Regions from separate parts of the Homo sapiens genome. Here region 2 is linked to region 1. The links are chromatin contacts, found by Hi-C or POLR2A ChIA-PET in ENCODE. All regions are on one chromosome and are shown on one strand. The core of a region is the stretch at or near the end of the contact, and the rest is flanking DNA. Distances in the headings are between cores, read along the strand shown.

What was found. Hi-C counts contacts between places; a loop is a spot of excess contacts on that map. ChIA-PET counts read pairs that join two places held with the same protein, here RNA polymerase II (POLR2A). Pooled maps may share reads with other maps.
Region 2: a loop to region 1 is called in a map with no recorded cell type, with 12 times the contacts of the local background. The contact joins the promoter of HNRNPH1 here to the promoter of FAF2 in region 1. A Hi-C loop is called at or near these places in 1 of 37 single-sample maps with no recorded cell type and 7 of 50 pooled maps. POLR2A ChIA-PET finds 5 or more read pairs at or near these places in 2 of 52 experiments (B cell and activated T-cell).

Annotation. Positions count from the first base shown.
Region 1 is chr5:176,445,552-176,451,164 of GRCh38, forward strand. It overlaps FAF2 (Fas associated factor family member 2), which reads left to right and starts at 2,834. Exons shown (of 11, transcript NM_014613.3): 1 at 2,834-2,919. The coding sequence starts at 2,857. RefSeq lists enhancers at 2,215-2,404, 2,485-2,544, 2,855-2,914 and a silencer at 2,725-2,774.
Region 2 is chr5:179,621,585-179,627,197 of GRCh38, forward strand. HNRNPH1 (heterogeneous nuclear ribonucleoprotein H1) reads right to left here and starts at 2,087. Exons shown (of 14, transcript NM_001257293.2): 1 at 2,011-2,087; 2 at 1,453-1,580. The coding sequence starts at 1,549. The region is part of intron 4 of LOC128966623 (a long non-coding RNA gene); the gene reads left to right. RefSeq lists enhancers at 1,859-2,028, 2,084-2,378, 2,128-2,913, 2,914-3,698.

The sequences.
Region 1 (5,613 bases), core at 1,584-4,083:
AGGTGTGAGCCACCGTGCCCGGCCCACACTTGGCTAATTAAAAAAAAAAAAAAAAATTGGTAGAGGCAGTCTCACTATATTGCCTAGGCTGGTCCCCAACTCCTAGGCTCAAACAATCCTCCCACCTTGGCCTCCCAGAATGCTGGGATTACAGGCATGAACCACCGCGTCTGGCCAAAAACCACCTTTGGACAGGGAATGGACACTCCGGCTTTTCATATTTTGTCCCCACACGGAGACACATTAAAGTAGAGTTTTAAACAAATGAATTATTTCTTGTAACCTAATCTTTATTGAAAGAAGAAAACAGGGCCAGGTGCGATGGCTCACGTCTGTAATCCCAGCACTTTGGGAGGCCGAGGCGGGCGGATCCCGAGGTCAGGAGATCGTAGACCATCCTGGCTAAGACGGTGATACCCCATCTCTACTAAAAATACAAAAAAAAAATTAGCCGGGCATGGTGGCAGGCACCTGTAAGCCTCAGCTACTCAGGAGGCTGAGGCAGGAGAATGGCATGAACCCAGGAGGCAGAGCTTGCAGTGAGCCAAGATCAGGCCACTGCACTACAGCCTGGGCGATAGAGCAAGACTCCGTCTCAAAGAAAAGAAAGAAAGAAAGAAGAAAACAGAAAGATAGAAAAAGAAAGTGTAACTTTCTTTGAGGAAGTGAAGAAATATTCAATGGTGTTTCATATAACTACAAATTAGGTCTGTTGAAAGAATATGTTACCCAGGCTGGAATGCAGTGGTGTGATCACAGCATACAACAGCCTTGAACTCATGGCCTCAAGTGGTCCTCTCACCTCAGCCTCCCGAGTAGCTGGGACTACAGGCATTTGCCACCATGCCTGCTGGCAAGTATATATCTTAAGTGAGAATTACACAATTCCTGAGGACATCTGACTTTGCCAACCCTCATTTAGTTTATCTGAACCCAACGTTATTGGTGAGATTGAACAACACTGAGTTTCCTTTGAGCTTTGAGCTGCTGTAATAAATTCTCTATAGAGTAGCAGCTATCTGCTTCCGATTTTACCTTCGGGGGTTTTTACTTAATTGACATATTATTTATTTATTTATTTATTTTTGAGACGGAGTCTCACTCCGTCGCCCAGGCTGGAGTACAGTGGGGCAATCTCAGTTCACTGCAACCTCCGCCTCCCAGATTCAAGCGATTCTCCTGCCTCAGCCTCCCGAGTAGCTAGGACTACAGGCGTGCGCCACCAACCCTGGCTAATTTTTGTATTTTTAGTAGAGACAGGGTTTCGCCATGTTGGCCAGGCCAGTTTCGAACTCCTGACCTCAAGTGATCCGCCCGCCTCGGCCACCCAAAGCGCTGGGATTACAGGCGTGAGCCACAGAGCCCGGCCGACACCATTTTTAAACGGAAAGATTTCATATGCAGATCCAAATTTGCAGGGTTTTTGTTTTGTTTTGTTTTGTTTTTCCAATTAGCACTTTTTGGGGGTTGTGTTTTAGGGCGTACCATGTGCTGTTTTTCCAGGACGTCGTGGTTTGTGCAGACCTGGTAAGACCTGATAAGTCCTGAAAGAAGTAGCCAAAATTTCATGTACTCTTCACAGAACCAGCTCTCAAAGCCTTTTCTGTCTCACCGGATCAACCCTGCAAGGGGACGAGGGTGGGGCGCAGGCGGCCGAGAGCCTTGCTGAGAATCACACAGGTGGTCAGTGGAAAAGCGTGTACCAGACCCAGGCCTCTCTGGAAGGTGGGCAGAGGAGGCGTTCGGCGGGAGAGGTGGAAATGAAAACGGGAAATCTAAAGAGAGGTGGCGGACTAGAAGGGGCAAGGGACGTGCAGAGGAAGATAGAGATTGAGGGGTGGTGATAGGGTAGTGTAAGCAGCAGAAGGGAAGGGCAGGGGACTGCCTCGAGGAGAAGGGGCGGCGGCAGCACGTCAGGGGCTTTTGGGGAATCTCATTCAACAAATGGCAAAATGGAGCCCAAGTGGTTTGCCCAAGGATGTCCAGCAGTTGGCAAGGTGGCAACTAGAACCCGCGTCTCCTAATCCCGGTCCAGGGATCTTTCTTCGCCTGTCACAGAGACAAGGGGCCAGTGCAGCGCTAGTGCGGAGAGACAAGGCTCCAGGCACGGAAAAGCAGATGCCGGGCCGGGGTTCCAGCGCCGCAGTCACGGCGGTGGACGGCAAGCTGTGCGGACGACTGGGGGCGCCATGAATGGTCGAGGATCCGGGGAGCCGAGTCCAGATCTTCCTGCAAGTGACCCCGAAGCGGCAATGGAACGGTGGCCGAAGTCTGCCCACAGCTTCCGCTTCGAAGGCGGCGTCGGAAATGCCGCGCCAGTATCCAGAGCCCTTCGGAACCTCCCGAGAGATGGTCAGGAGCTTTTGGAAACTTTAGGTCAGGGGCCAGCGACCAAAAGGCTGGTATTTCGGAACGGCTGCGTCTCCCGAGAAACCTCCAAGAGTATCTGAGGTTGCCGGAAAATGGTTAGAGAGCAGCCGAAATCAGCCGAATGCCATTCGGGATGCTCCGGAGCTTCTCGAGGCACATTCGGGCCCTCTCGGCTCTGCAAGACTGCACTGGAATCTTAGGTCTCCTTTCGTCGCCTAATCTTAGCAGATCCTTTCGTCGCCTAAATGGTAAGAGCGACTTGTACCGACAGTCCCTCGGCAATTTCCGGAAGTGTTCGGGATAGGCCCGAGCGTGGCGCCCTCTGGCGGCGGCCAGAGGTGGCGGGGGGCGGGGGGAGGTTAGTGGGCCAGCGCGCGCAGACGCAGTTGCGCGCCGGCGGCCGTTCAGACCGGATGTGGTTGTGGCTGAGGTCAGTTCCGGCGGGTGACGGTGCGGACGGGTCAGGAGCGTAGAGGCGGCGGCAAAATGGCGGCGCCTGAGGAGCGGGATCTAACCCAGGAGCAGACAGAGAAGCTGCTGCAGTTTCAGGTAGCAGCGAGTACTCGGTGCAGCAGATGCCTCCGTGGGATGGGGAGTAGGCCCCTAGAGGAGTTCAGAACCCTCCTCAGATTGGGTTCAGATCCTTCTCAGACCAGCAGGCCGGCCCCCTCCCCCCCAGACTCCAACTGCCCTGATTCCCCCGGCCCCCAAGCCTCTGTTGGACCCTAGCCTTCCAGCCATCGCTGCGGGCAGACCCGCCTCGTCTGTGCCTCTGTGCCCTCAGCGTGTCAGCTTCCCTGGTTTGCCTTAGCGGCGTCAGTCCTCAGCCATCCTTCCCAGCCCGGTTATCGGTCGGACCCTCTCCGCCCAACGAGTCTATATCTGCCGGAGAAGCTTAGTCCCCACCGCGGAGTTGGCGTCATTTCGGGTCTCTGACAGGAAAACCTCCTGCCAGCATCCCATGCCATTTCCACATACACTCCCACAAACTGGGGCCTCTTGGATACCAGGTTTCGTGTTGGGGGTTCCGGTCGGGGAGGGGGCACCTACACACAGATCTGGTCCCCGCCCTAGAGGTGTGGGAGGACACCAAGTGAGGAAACAATGCAAGATGATAAGTGTCATCAGTGGTCTGTCGGGATTTATTACTTTTGGCTTATTCCTGGATTCCTGTGCTTAACTATGCTTGAGGAGGGTGGTAACTTGCAGAAATGTTATGTTAATACAAGATGTTGTATTAAGAACATTTGCCACTGATCACTTACCCCTGAGCTGGAGAATGGTTGGAGGATACCACTAGGGTGGGTAACCTTGGCACTTTGTTACCAGTTTCCTTATCTCTGAAAGGACTGTCTTAAAAATGTCTACCCCCAGGCCAGGAGCGGTGGCTCACGCCTGTAATCCCAGCACTTTGGGAGGCCAAGGCCAGCGAATCACGAGGTCAGGAGTTCGAGACCACTCTGGCCAATATGGTGAAACCCCGTCTCTACTAAAAATACAAATATTAGCCGGGCGTGGTGGTGCACGCCTGTGGTCCCAGCTACTCGGGAGGCTAAGGCAGGAGACTCGCTTGAACCCGGGAGGCGGAGGTTGCAGTGAGCCGAGATCGTGCCACTGCACTCCAGCCTGGGCAACAAGAGTGAAACTCCGTCTCAAAAAAAAAAAAATCTACCTCCTGAGGATGTTCGGGAGATCAAATGGACATATGGATGTTAGAAGGGCCTTGTAGACTGCAAAATGCCCCCAAATAGTATTTTCTGCTATTAATTTGACTTAGGATAGACCTAAAGTTATTGATACACTTATTTCCTTATATAAAATGTGTAAATATTCATTTATTCAACTATATGAAGAACCTTAGTGCGCAGCGCTGCTAGGTAGAATCCCACTTACTATTTCAGATGTAAGTACTTTGTAAACACTTAGCATACATAACCTCATTTAATACAGCAACCCTATGAGGTTCATACTGTTCTAGTCCCTGATTTACAGATGAAGGGTATCAGGACTAAGAAATAAAATGCTTAGGTTACACAGCTAGAAAATGATGGTGTCAGATTTAAAGCTATGTCCATCTTCCAGAACCCTTCCCAGGCTTCTGACTTCTGTCTTGTGCAACTTATATTTCAGTGTACAGTTGAGTGTGGAATGCAAATGCTGAGAAAATAAATATTTTTTTGGCGAGTTCTCACTTTTTTGCAATTTCCTTGAATAGACTTCACTATAATAAATTTTGAAGTGGTTATTTTTTCCCCTCTTAAATTGAGCAGTGTGTTGGAAGTGTATAAATGGAAAAATGCTGTCATAGATGTAATTGACATTTGATTGGAATTTTTGGTAGAGAAATTGAATTGATGACCCAGCAAATTATTATTAGAGAATGAGTTAAACAGACAACCAGCTTACACTTCCAGGTAGACCACCAATTTCAGAGTGTTGTTTAACTTTGGCAGACCATTTTACCCCTTAGAACTCTTCAGGGGTAAGCTAACATGTGGTTTAAGTGCAATGAAGTAATGTGAGTTATAAATTATGGTATATTTAGTCTCATACTGGAAGAGCATGAATATAAATCTATGATAGCATTTCTGAAGTAAAGTGCATAGGAACCTCCATTTTATCTTCTGTGGAGATCTTTTTTTTTTTTTTGAGACGGAGTTTCGCTCTTGTTGCCCAGGCTGGAGTGCAGTGGCGCGATCTCGGCTCACTGCAACCTCCGCCTTCCAGTTTCAAGCGATTCTCCTGCCTCAGCCTCTCGAGTAGCTGGGACTACAGGCACGCGCCACCACATCCAGCGAATTTTTTGTATTTTTAGTAGAGACGGGGTTTCACGATGTTGGCCAGGATGGTCTCGATTTCTTGACCTCGTGATCCGCCCTCCTCGGCTGGGATTACAGGCGTGAGCCGCCGCGCCCGGCCAAAACTGTGGAGATCTTTATTAGAAGAGAGGTGGGTAGCAGGTTCGAGCTGTATTAAGATTGCCTTATGAAATTGGATTTATTGAGGGAAATGCATCTTTCATTTTTCTATTCTATAAGCAATCGCTGGATCAGATTCATTATCCAGACTGCCATTAAACAAACAGTTGTTGAAACTTATTAGATGCCAAGCATTATACCAAGCAGCAGTTGATGTACATTAACTCTTTTTTTAAGAAAAATATTTTAGACCATGTGTGGTGGCTCATGCTTGTAATCCCAGCACTTTGGGAGGCCGAGGCAGGTGGATCACCTGAGATCAGGA
Region 2 (5,613 bases), core at 837-3,336, 3.2 Mb after region 1:
ATATTTCCAACCCATCAACAACATACAATATTCAAAGCAGTTTCAGAATGAATTTATCTCTTTAGTCCTTGCTACTCATGTCTACATCACACATCTTTTATCAATTTCTCAGAAGATTATCAAGCCTGGACTGTGTGACTTTACGGCAAACATACTTCGTTGCGAGCTGTTTTGGTCTGGGGCATTTATCCGTTTTACCTTACCAGTAGCCACATTACGGTTTCTCATTCAAATTCAAATTACAAGCCCAATACTCACCTGAAAGGGGATCAGTGTTACCAAGCTAAAATGCTCCAAGTTGCACAGCTGAAGCCAAACCCAGTGTTGCCCCCTGCAAGGCGGCTTCCAGCGTACTTGGTTCTTGTTTTACAGGTCGCTTTCCGTTACCAACGCTAAATTCAGATAGTAAGTCAATACTACAAACGTCTTGCCAAAAGCTGTTAATTTCATCCAAATAGAATTTTAATCAGTCTAATTTCTTTTTCCCAGTCTAATAATAGGAACAAGGACATTCTGATAGAAAATATTCAGGAAACCTATGTACTGCAAAAACACTTCCCTGGGCTTCAGTGTCTTCAACTGTATAGTGAGCCAGATTAAGAACTAGATAAGAAAACACTCTTCAATTATCAAATCTTGATTAGGAAAACTGAAATTAAGACGTGACATTTTAACTTTCCGAAGAATGCTCCTTTTTAAGAAAACACCAAAACTGGAAACAAGAGGTTACACTTCAAGATATTGCAAAACATTACTATTATTTGTCTAATCACTCGGCCATTTTCTCAAGATTGAGGAGGAAATCCCACCTATGCCAATTTATCCTTTCGAAAAAAGACACCCGGGCCAGGCGCGGTGGCTCACGCCTGTAATCCCAGCATTTTGGGAAACCGAGGTGGGCGGATCACTTGAGGTCAGATGTTCGAGACCAGCCTGGCCAAAATAGTGAAACCCCGTCTCTACTAAAAATACAAAAATTAGCCGGGCGTGGCGGTGCGCGCCTCTAGTCCCAGACACTCGGGAGACTGAGGCAGGAGAATCGCTTGAACCCAGGAGGCGGAGGTTGCAGTGAGCCGAGAACGCGCCACTGCACTCCAGCTTGGGTGACAGAGACTCCAACTCAAAAGAAAAAGAAAAAAAGACACCCATAAAAGAAAAGCTGGTGTTCAAAGATAGGTAAAGAAAACAAAGTCTGCCAAACCTGCCGCACTCCCCCAAGGGCCAGGAGGACGGGCGGGGCTTTCGAAATTTCCATTGCGTAACAGCGGGCCGCCGGGCGCGAGCAGCACAGCGGTGAGTGTAGTCGCCCGCGCCTCGCCAGGGGGCGCCCCGGGTCCCACCCGGCCCGGCCCGGCCCGGCCCGCCCCGCCCCGCCCCGCCCCAGCCCGGCCGCCCGCCAGCCCGCCCGCCCCGGCCTCGAACTCGAACTCCCGCGTCCTAGTTCTAACTCACCAGAAAAAAACCTCTGCACTTCATCGGCCGAGCAAGACCAGGGCAAGCCCCGGACCTTCACCACGAATCCCTCTCCACCTTCCGTGCCCAACATCATCGTCTCTTACGCGGTCCGGCGTCGAAACAAACTGCAAAGCGGGGAGGACCAGAACTGAGAGCGCCAATTAAGCTGTCCTTCGCCTCCGAGGCGCGCCCGGGCCCGCACCGCCCCCCCACGGAGCAAAAACCGGGCGGATGCACCCACCCCGGCGACTCCAACACCTCCTCGTCCGGCGACCGGACCCCCAAAGCTGTCCTGAGCAACAGCTGTCGGCGCCCCGAACCGTGGGGGCCCGGGCCGAGAGCCAGCGTAGAGGAAAGGAAATGGCGGCGGCCGCTTCCGCTCCGCCTCCTCCGACTTCTCACACAATAGAGTCGGCGCGGCCTGCAGGCCTCAGCGGCGGTGCCGAGATTCAGCGAACCACTCGCGGCTCTCGACGGCAGCCTGCAGCTCGCCAAGGTCCCCGTGGCCCTCCCAGAGATATGGGGACAAACAATCCTCGCAAAAACGGTACCCACCGTGGTCGCTGAACTGCAAGCGAGGACCCACCGCGACTCACCTAGACACGCGACTTCTGCGTGGCTAAGACGAAATGGCCAGCGGGCGCCTGCGCAACCTAAATAAGGTCCCTTGTGCGAGTTCTGCGCACGCGCAGCCAGCTGCCCGCACCGCCCCGTTGCGTCACAAAGAGCTCTGGCGCATGCGTAATTTCAAGAGCCAGCCCACCTCCCGCCGGCGGATTATTACACGCTTGGGTTTTGGGCTCAGCACCCCCACCCATAAACCCGCCGGGCTTTTTGTTGCGCCTGCGCCTTCCCGCGAATATTGAACTTCGGAGTCCTAGCGGTTTATAATTATTTCATGCGCATGCGTCTTCCTTGAAACCGTTCTCTAGCCTTACCCGCCAGCGTGGGGGAGGGGAATGGCGGCCGCCTGTTCCCTATGGGACTGTATAGGAGTCCCGAGCTCTGGGTTGTGATGAGGTGGGCGTCTTTCTACCCCTTGCCCCCAGGCTCTTACCGGCGCGCTCCTGGCCGACCTGAAAGGAGGGGCGCGGCCTTCAGGCGTTCCCACTCCCCGCGCCGCCTGTCTTCCCTTTATCCCCAAACCGGCCGAAGCTGGTCAGCTGCAGATTGTCGAACGTCCTGGGAGCTGCGGGGCTGCGGACGTCCCGCGCCCGAAGCCACCCGTATGGTGCCTGGGGCACGTCCCAGCCCTGTGTGCCTCCACTTCCCCTTACCTGCCGTCGTCGGGCCTAGGGCCCCGGTCGGCGCGAGGTTTCCGTGCCTGTGGCTCGCGCCTGTACCCAGCTTTTGCCTAACGAATTCGCACCCTGTGTACCCCTTGACCCGCCTAACGGTCGGCAGGCCTTGACTGCCCTGGGGCCCTGGCACGAGGAGGGATCGCGAGCGCGGGCTCCACGGGTGCGCGCCGGCCTCTGCGCTCGGTAGGTTACCGCTGCATCTCCCAGAGCAGAATTGGTAAGAGTGCGTCCATTCACCAGGCGTAGACGCTGCATTCGAGGAGGCCCCCGGGTCACCCCATGTGCACACATGCTGCGAGATGACTAATGTTCGTGGTTTCTAGCAGCACTGCCCAAAACCTAAGATGCCGTAGCCTCCCAGGCCTCCCCATGTCTGATTTGGCTGCCTTCCTCACCCCAGCTTTAGTGGACACAGACAATACACAAATTAACAATAAGGTAGTGCTGGACCCTGCCGCAGAGCTACCTTAGCTAGTGCAAGCCTGAGTGCCACCCTGGGAAGATGCGGACAAAGCATGTTTCCAACCCCAGTGCCACAGAGTCCGAATCCAGTTTTGACAGGTTTGAGAAAAAGTAGAGAGGACATCAAAAGAAAGACAGGAGCCCAGAGCTAAGCAGGGCCTGATCTTCAAAGGCCACTTAGGCCTTGGCAAGGGTGTTATCTCCGAGAGAAGGCTTTGGCAGGTGATCAGCAGGGGAGCCGTAAACCCTGTGTAAAGGAAAACTCTTGCTGGATGTGAGGGGGATGCAGATGGAGCAGGCAGGGTGAATGACGGTACATACCAGGCCCTCTACTACAAACTGAACTAGAAGCACACACCTGTGGTACCATTTCAGAAGGCACTTTGGCTGAGGTAATCAAGAAGAGAGTCCGGCCAGGTGCGGTGGCTCACTCGTGTAATACCAGCATTTTGGGAGGCCGAGGCAGGCAGATCACTTGAGATCAGGAGTTTCAGACCAGCTTGGCCAACATGGTGAAACCCCATCTCTACTAAAGATACAAAAATTATCTATGCATGCACACGCCTGTAATCCCAGCTACTCTGGAGGCTGAGGCAGGAGAATCACCTGAACCCAGGAGGCAGAGGAAGCAGTGAGCTGAGATCACACCACTGCCCTCCAGCCTGGGCTACAAAGACTCCCTCTCAAAAAAAAAAAAAAAAAAAAATTAGCCAGGCATGGTGATGCATGCCTGTAATCCCAACCACTTGGCAAGACTGAGGCAGGAGAATCACTTAAACCCAGGAGGCAGCAGTTGCAGTCAGCTGAGATCACGCCATTGCACTCCAGCCTGGGCAATAAGAGCAAAACTCCGTCTCAAAAAAAAAAAAAAAAAGAATAGTAGTAAGGTAGAATACATTTCATACACTTATAGCCAATTCTCTTATATATAAATTGTCCAACTTATATTAAAACAAGGTTTTTAAATTTTTATTTTTTATTTGTTTGTTTGAGACACAGCCCGTCACCCAGGCTGGAGTGCAGTGGTGCAAACATGGCTCACCACAGCCTCTACCTTCTGGGCTCAAACAATCCTCCTGCCTCAGCCTCCTGAGTAGGTAGGACCACAGGCATGTGCCACCTTGCTCAGATTATTTATTTATTTATTTATTTATTTATTTATTTTTTGTAGCAATGGGGTCTCATTTTGTTGCCCAGGCTGGTCTTGAATTCTTGGGCTCAAGGAATCATTCCACCTCAGCCTCGCAGAGAAAGTGCTGGGATTACAGGTGTGAGCCACCATGGCTGGCAATGAAAGGTTTTTTTGTTTGGTTTTGTTTTTGAGACAGTCTAACTCTGTCACCCAGGCTGGAGTACAGTGGTGCAATCTTGGCTCACTGCAACCTCTGCCTCCTAGGTTCAAGCAATTCTCATGCCTTAGCCTCCCAAGTAGAGGGATTACAGGTGTGTGCCACCACACCTGGCTACTTTTTTTTAAGTTTTAGTTGAGATGGGGTTTTGCCATGTTGGCCAGGCTGGTCTGGAACTCCTGACCTCAAGTGATCTGCCTGCCTCGGCCTCCCAAAGTACTGAGATTACAAGCATGAGCCACCATGCTCGGCCAAAGGTTTTTTTAAATAAAAAGTTAATCATCAGCCCACGCGTGGGGCTCATGCCTGTAATCCCAGCACTTTGGGAGGCCGAGGCAGGTGGATCAAGAGTTCAGGAGTTAGAGACCAGCCTGACCAACATGGTGAAACCCCGTCTCTACTAAAAATACAAAAAGTAGCCGGGCATGGTGTCGCGTGCCTGTAATCCCAGCTACTCAGGAGGCTGAGGCAGGAGAATCACTTGAACCTGGGAGGTGGAGGTTGCAGTGAGCAGAGATTGCACCACTGCACTCCTGCCTGGGCAACAGAGCAGGACTCTGTCTTTAAAAAAAAAAAAAAAAATTCATCATCTTGCCTCAGTGGTCTTTATGTCTTGGTATACTTCTTTTTTTTTTTTTTTTTGAGACGGAGTCTCGCTCTGTCGCCCAGGCTGGAGTACAATGGCGCGATCTCCGCTCACTGCAAGCTCCGCCTCCCAGGTTCACACCATTCTCCTGCCTCAGCCTCCCGAGTAGAGTAGCTGGGACGACAGGCGCCCGCCACCACGCCCAGCTAATTTTCTTGTATTTTTACTAGAGACGGGGTTTCACCGTGTTAGCCAGGATGGTCTCGATCTCCTAACCTCATGATCCGCCCACCTCGGGCTCCCAAAGTGCTGGGATTATAGGTGTGAGCCACTGCGCCCGGCTAATGTCTTCGTATACTTCTTACAGTTTACAGAGCTCTTTATTAAGGCTGTTAGCCCTTAGGATAGTTGCCCCAGACATTCTTCTCAGTTTGCTTACCTTTTAATTATTTTTGTGGTT